Regions from separate parts of the Homo sapiens genome. Here region 2 is linked to region 1. A link is a loop called in an ENCODE intact Hi-C map of the cell type or tissue named here. Cell type or tissue: endothelial cell of umbilical vein. All regions are shown on one strand. Links, peaks and the distances in the headings refer to the core of each region. The heading gives the core; the rest is flanking DNA. Region 1 has its middle 25 kb from the start of GJA8. Region 2 has its middle 62 kb from the start of GJA5.

What was found. Hi-C counts contacts between places; a loop is a spot of excess contacts. Peaks named below come from ENCODE experiments on the same cell type or tissue, not always from the same donor. Only the 100,000 strongest peaks of a DNase experiment are listed, where the experiment ranks them.
Region 2: it touches region 1 in a loop (3-fold over the local background); 9 of 110 quality-filtered maps call a loop at or near these places.

Annotation. Positions count from the first base shown.
Region 1 is chr1:147,876,758-147,879,673 of GRCh38, forward strand. No RefSeq gene overlaps it. Among named protein-coding and RNA genes, the nearest start is that of GJA8, 25 kb to the right of the region's middle. In endothelial cell of umbilical vein, for the core only: no CTCF peak of the experiment used is centred there; a DNase peak (open chromatin) is centred at 1,504; H3K27ac peaks cover 1,688 bases.
Region 2 is chr1:147,820,904-147,823,819 of GRCh38, forward strand. No RefSeq gene overlaps it. Among named protein-coding and RNA genes, the nearest start is that of GJA5, 62 kb to the left of the region's middle. In endothelial cell of umbilical vein, for the core only: no CTCF peak of the experiment used is centred there; DNase peaks (open chromatin) are centred at 1,258 and 1,548.

The DNA of each region.
Region 1 (2,916 bases), core at 203-2,702:
GAGCGAGACCGTCTCAAAAAAAAAAACCAAAAACCAAAACAAAACAAAAAGGTGAATTAGACACAAATTCAGGTTACATAGAGCTCTGAGATATGCTTCTTTATGTTGCCATTTCTCTTTTTATGTACTTTCTGTCTTTCCATGCCTGGTATAACCATGTCTGAACATAATGGATCTTTTCCATCAGGCTATAAGTGACTGAGGTCAAGGATGGGAGGTTTTCCTTAAGCACTGCTATATTGTTAGTATTTAACACAATACCTGTCACAAAGTAGTCTGGGAAAACACACACACTGTTTCTCCACCATCTCACACACTTCTGGCCCAAGATGTATGAGTTTTTTCTACAATTCTCCAACTCTCTGAACACCAGATGGAAGCCCTACAATTTAATTCCATTCTGCCACTATCTACCTGGAGTTAATGTCAGATCCTACAAGTTAAGGACTCATTCCAACAAGACTATCTCCCCACTTCAGATGCCAATTGCAAGTTTGGGCCTCTGATACTTCTGACCAACCAGCTATAAATCAGAGGTTCCCACAACCTTCTTCTCAGTTTTAATAATTTGCTAGAATGGCTCACAGAACTTAGGGAAACACTTTACTTATGTTTACTGGTTTGTTATAAAGGATCTAACTCAGGAACAACCAGATGGTTGTTCCTCTCAGAGGCCACCACCCTCCTGGCACCTTCAGGTGTTGAGCAGCCTGGAAGCTCATCAAATCTTGTTCTTTAAGAGTTTTTATAGAGCTTCTTAATCTTCAGTCCCCTCCCCTCTGCCAAGAAGTCAGTGGGTGAGACTGAAAGTACCAACCTTCTAATCATTTTGTCCTTCTGGTAAGCAGCCCCATCCTGAGGCTATCTAGGGGTCCCTAACCCTAAATCACATCATCAGCATAAACTCCAGTGGGACTGAAAGGGCTCCATATGCATAACAAAGGACATTCCTATAATTCTGGAACTTCCAAGGGATTTAGGAGCTCTGTGCCAGGAATAAGGGACAAAAACCAAATGTATTTCTTATTATACCACAGGTAGGTACTCAAGAAATATTTGCTGAACAAGGGAATAAATGAGTGAATGAATGAAAGAATATTAAAAAGGGATGAGGATATGAAAAGTGAGGAAGGTGAGAAAGAGAACAAAGTTCTCCATTTCCATGTCCCAAGATTCCCAAGGGAGCAGTGCATAAATATATAGTAGCAGTTTGAGAACAGGAAGGAATTTAGTGCCAGTGTTACTGCTTAGGGGATGGGTGGGAGTCAAATCTTTCCCTTGTTGGAGATCTGGCCCACAGGGCTGATTGGCAGACCCTGTACAATGTCCCCACTTCCACACCAGGAAGAGAGGACTTCAGGTCCAGGGTTCCCAAGTTCAATAGCCTTTTCTTTTTTGCCTTAAAAAAAATTGCTAAGGCATGAGATACTTCCGTTCTCCATTGGCATCTTTGCACTGTGCCCAGAGAAACAATCATATCATGTTCAGGAAGGCCAGGGCCTGCAATGGTGGGGAAACAGGAACCGTCCCCACAGATGTCCTCCCCCCGGGGGGAAAAGAGCTAGGGGCTGGGGAAAAAAAATACTGTGTGAAAAGGAAAGCCAGACTTCCCCAGAGCCTCCAGGGTGAGGGCCTGGCACTTCCAGCATCCAGAACGACCCTCAGCCATAAAGTCCAGGAACAGCACATTATTCTTAAACATACACACTTTTCCTTCCATATCCCCATCCTCCTACACGCGTGTGCACACGTACACAAAACACACACAAACACACACCCACACACAATTCCTGGATGAAATTGGACCAGGAGGCTTTGTGCTGCTGAGCATATTCCAACTCCTTAGCCCAGAGGCCAGGCCCTCACCAGGAAAGTGTCCATCCCCCTCTGGAATACATCTCCATACCCCCAGATCCAGCCTGACCTTCCTGCCCACTGTCCCCAAACATATGTTAAGCCCAGTTTAGTCCAATCCATTCTTCTCTTCCCCTTCCACATACTCCCTTCCCTCTTCACTGATTAGCAAGGTTTTCCCCATAGGTTCTCAACCGAGAGCATCTCAGCCAGAGCTACCTCCTCTTCCTTTCAAATTTCAATAGCACTTCTTGTCCAAGTCAGTGCTTCCTCACCTTTTTCAGGGATTAGAAAATGATCATATTTGTACAGCACATAAAGCTGATGTCAGCCAGGTCCATAAGCCCAGAGACTCAAGATGCCTGGAGGACAGAGGGGATCAATATCCCTGACACACCCCACAATCCCTTCAAAGTCACCGCACACACAAGTGATGGACAAGCTCAGGTCTACAGACTTCCTGACTCTGCTACAGAGCATTCTGCAAGCCAGTTGGGGAACTAGAAAAGAGGTATATAGGAAAGTCCTTGCCTTTGAGGAGCTTCCATGCTAGTTTAAGAAATGAAATATACCTGCATGTATAAGTAATATACACCTGCACAATCATTTTTAAATTATTTGTATAACAGAATATGGCCTTTGGCATCAACAACATATGGAGGTTCAAATTCCGGCCTTGCCACTCACTTGATGTGTGAACTTAGGCAAGATAGTATCACCTCTGTGATCCTACTTTTCCCACCTTTGAAATAGGGTAATAAATATCTACCCTCATAAGGTCGTGTTTTTAAATAACCTTTATTGAGGTATAATTTCCACACAGTAAAGTTTACCCATTAAAAGGCCCCACACAGTGGCTCGTGCCTGTAATCCCAGCACTTTGGGAGGCCGAGGCAGGAGGATTGCTTGAGCCCAGGAGTTTGCAACCAGCCTGGGCGAGATGGCAAAACCTCATATCTAAAAAAAAAAAAAAAAAAAAAAATATATATATATATATATCTATATATACTAGCTGGGTGTGGTGGCACATGCCTGTAGTCCCAGCTACTCAGGAGGGTAAGG
Region 2 (2,916 bases), core at 329-2,828, 56 kb before region 1:
ATATATTGCATCCTCCACTTGGGATTCCTGTGAAACAGCATGGATAATACACAATGGCACTCTGAAAGCTTTTATTTAGTTCCTCTTGAGTCAAAGCAGAAGCTTCCAGGAAAGATTTATCAGCTAATTCCAGAGAGTTATCTCAAATAACTCACATGCAAGATATGGGAACCGTGGGGGAGATTCAAAGCTCCCTTTAGGGTGTGAAGAAGGTGCAAATGTAAGATCATCTCCAAAGCTCTCATGAAGCCAATGACGTATCACCTGTGGATTTACTGGGGAAAGAGTGAGAATTGTGGCGTGAGCAGAGAATGAGGGCTTATCTCTTCTAAGCAAGCTAATCTTTCCCTGACATCTTTCTTTTTGCACTAGAAAAATGTATTTTTTAATAGGTATGCTTTGTATAAAAGAAATTTTGAACTTTTGAAATCCACTGTTTGTTCTTTTCAAAGGGTACTAATAGTGGGCCTCAGTGACTTTATCTATAACTTGGATTAATAATGCCCACCTCAGAGGGCAGAAGTGAGGATCAAATGAAGTTGCATGTGAAGCACCTGGTCAGAGCCAGGCACAAGGGAGAGGCTCCATGGATATTTGTTAGGTCCCTTTCCAACTTCTCTCAACCTGACTGTAATCCCAGAACTTGCTCTGGGAAGCCACTGTGTCAAAACTCCTAGATCCCATTTCTAACTTCTACTCTCCCCTAAACTACATTGCTGACAAGGAGCTGCCTCTTCTAGGTACAACAAGAAAGGATTTTGATTTCCTAACTCTCCCATAACCAAATTTTCCAAAACCAAAGACTGGAATGCATGGCCTCACCATACGGATGGGTTTTTTTCTTTTCAGATATGTTAATTTATTTATGTGACAAGTCCTTCAAAGGCAAAATAATTAAGATACATTCAGTTATGTATGTAAAGAACTATCTTTTTAAAGAATGAAATTACATCAAAAGAAAGAAAACTCAGCAAAAAGTCCTGGATAATTTGACATTGGGACTGTTGGAAACAGCATAGTCATCACAGACACCTTCTTCATTCGCTGATCACTAAGGGTTTTTAGAGTTGTTGCCAACAATGTTAAGTCCCATTCGGTCATGGGCTGACCTTTCTTTGCCAAGTAGCCTGGAACATTTTAGTCCTTTGTTGCATGTGTTGCCATTTCCTCAGACCCACAGATCTTATGACACACACTCTGGGTGTTGCTGAGCTGAGATGCCTGGAAAGTGGTCAGTATGTCCAAGTGATGTGAATGGAGGGAGAATCCTCCAAAAATAGAAACATAAACAGATGCAAGGTTGAGAAATAAGTCAAATTGCCATATCATTATTTTGTTTGGGGTAGTTTAATGCTGTGGCTCATTTTTATCTCATTTCTTACATCCTTTAGCCAAAGCAGAAAGACTGGTTATCCCCATTCCCCTCTGCCCTACCTTCCTACCATCTCAGAGACAGGCTGCTTGAGGGCAAGGACTGTGCCTTCCAATAAACAATTCAACTAGCAGATGTTCATTGAGTGAGTCACAGTTAATTACTTAATAAATCTGACATTGAAGTCCAGACTGTGTGACCTGAACAATTGTTTCCCTTTAGTTAACACCATTCTTCATAGAGCTAATAAATCCACTGAGAATTCTCTAGAGCTTCCCCTTCTTCCACAAATGGAATGGCTCCAGCTTGACCAGGCTAAGAAGCACAGTGACACCCATCTTAGCTGGCTTAATTCTCAAATTCTCAATTGCTGGATAAGTCTTATCTATAGCCACGGCCAGCCCTTGACAAACTGTAAGTCTAGCAAAATTGCGTGTCTCAAACACATGTGTGTTTTTTTTTTTTTTCCTCCTACATCTCCTCCCCATCACTGGCTTCCCTCTTCCCCTACTTCCATTTTCATCACTGCAGGGCCCAAGCTCTTACCTGTCTTTATCAGAATTAACTCTTAGGGGGATAAGAATGGTATGGAAAATATACATCAGTTAGCATCAGTTAAAGAGGCCAGTCAATTCCTGCCTCTGAATACTATATTCCAGCCCTTCAATTAACCATTTCCCTCTTTTTAGCCCTGCTCCATTTCTCAGATCCATCCTGAGAGGCTGAAAGTATGTTTGCACAAGCACGAGCTTTGGAGTCTAGCTATGTGACGTTGAACAAGTCATATCATCTTGCAGTAAAATGGGAACAATAAATACCTACCTCTTGGGGTTATTGTGAGGAGTGAGATAATATGTATAAAGAGCTTAGTACCAGACCTGAAACATAGTAAGTACTCAATAAATGGTTGCTGTTATTATTACACTTCCCACCCCAATCTGGTACTTAATTTTGATCACTCTCTCCATATACCTGCATGTCTTTGAGGTCAGGATCTTAACTAATCTATCTTTGACCCCCTGTACAGTGCCCCATGTCTAGCAAAAGGTAGATGCTTAGTAAATGCTGAGTGAAGGAACAGGACCAACACTGCCTTAGATAGAGTGGGGCTGACTCCTGGGCTCCTGAATTGTTCCCTGAGTTGTAGCTCCTCTTGAATTGGGCTTCTGATTAAGCTTTATTCTAGTTTCCCAGTTCTCCAGAGAGGACTAAACATTTTCTGCACCTGGGACACTGGATTCCTGTCCCTGAGTCACATTTCAGGCTGGGGCTAAAGCCCAGGAATAATCCCAGGCATCGATTCTCTGCCCCAGGTTCTACATGGTCCAACTGCTGAGGAATAGCTTGAAGTTCAATACTCTTCATCTCCATCAGCGCTTCTCCCACCTATGTGGACAACTGCCATTTTCTAAACCTTACATAAAACATGAATAGAAGTTTTTTGTTGTTGTTTTGTTTTTTGACATGGAGTCTTGCTCTGTCACCCAGGCTGGAGTGCAGTGGTACAATCTCAGCTCTCTGCAACCTCTGCCCACCGGGTTCAA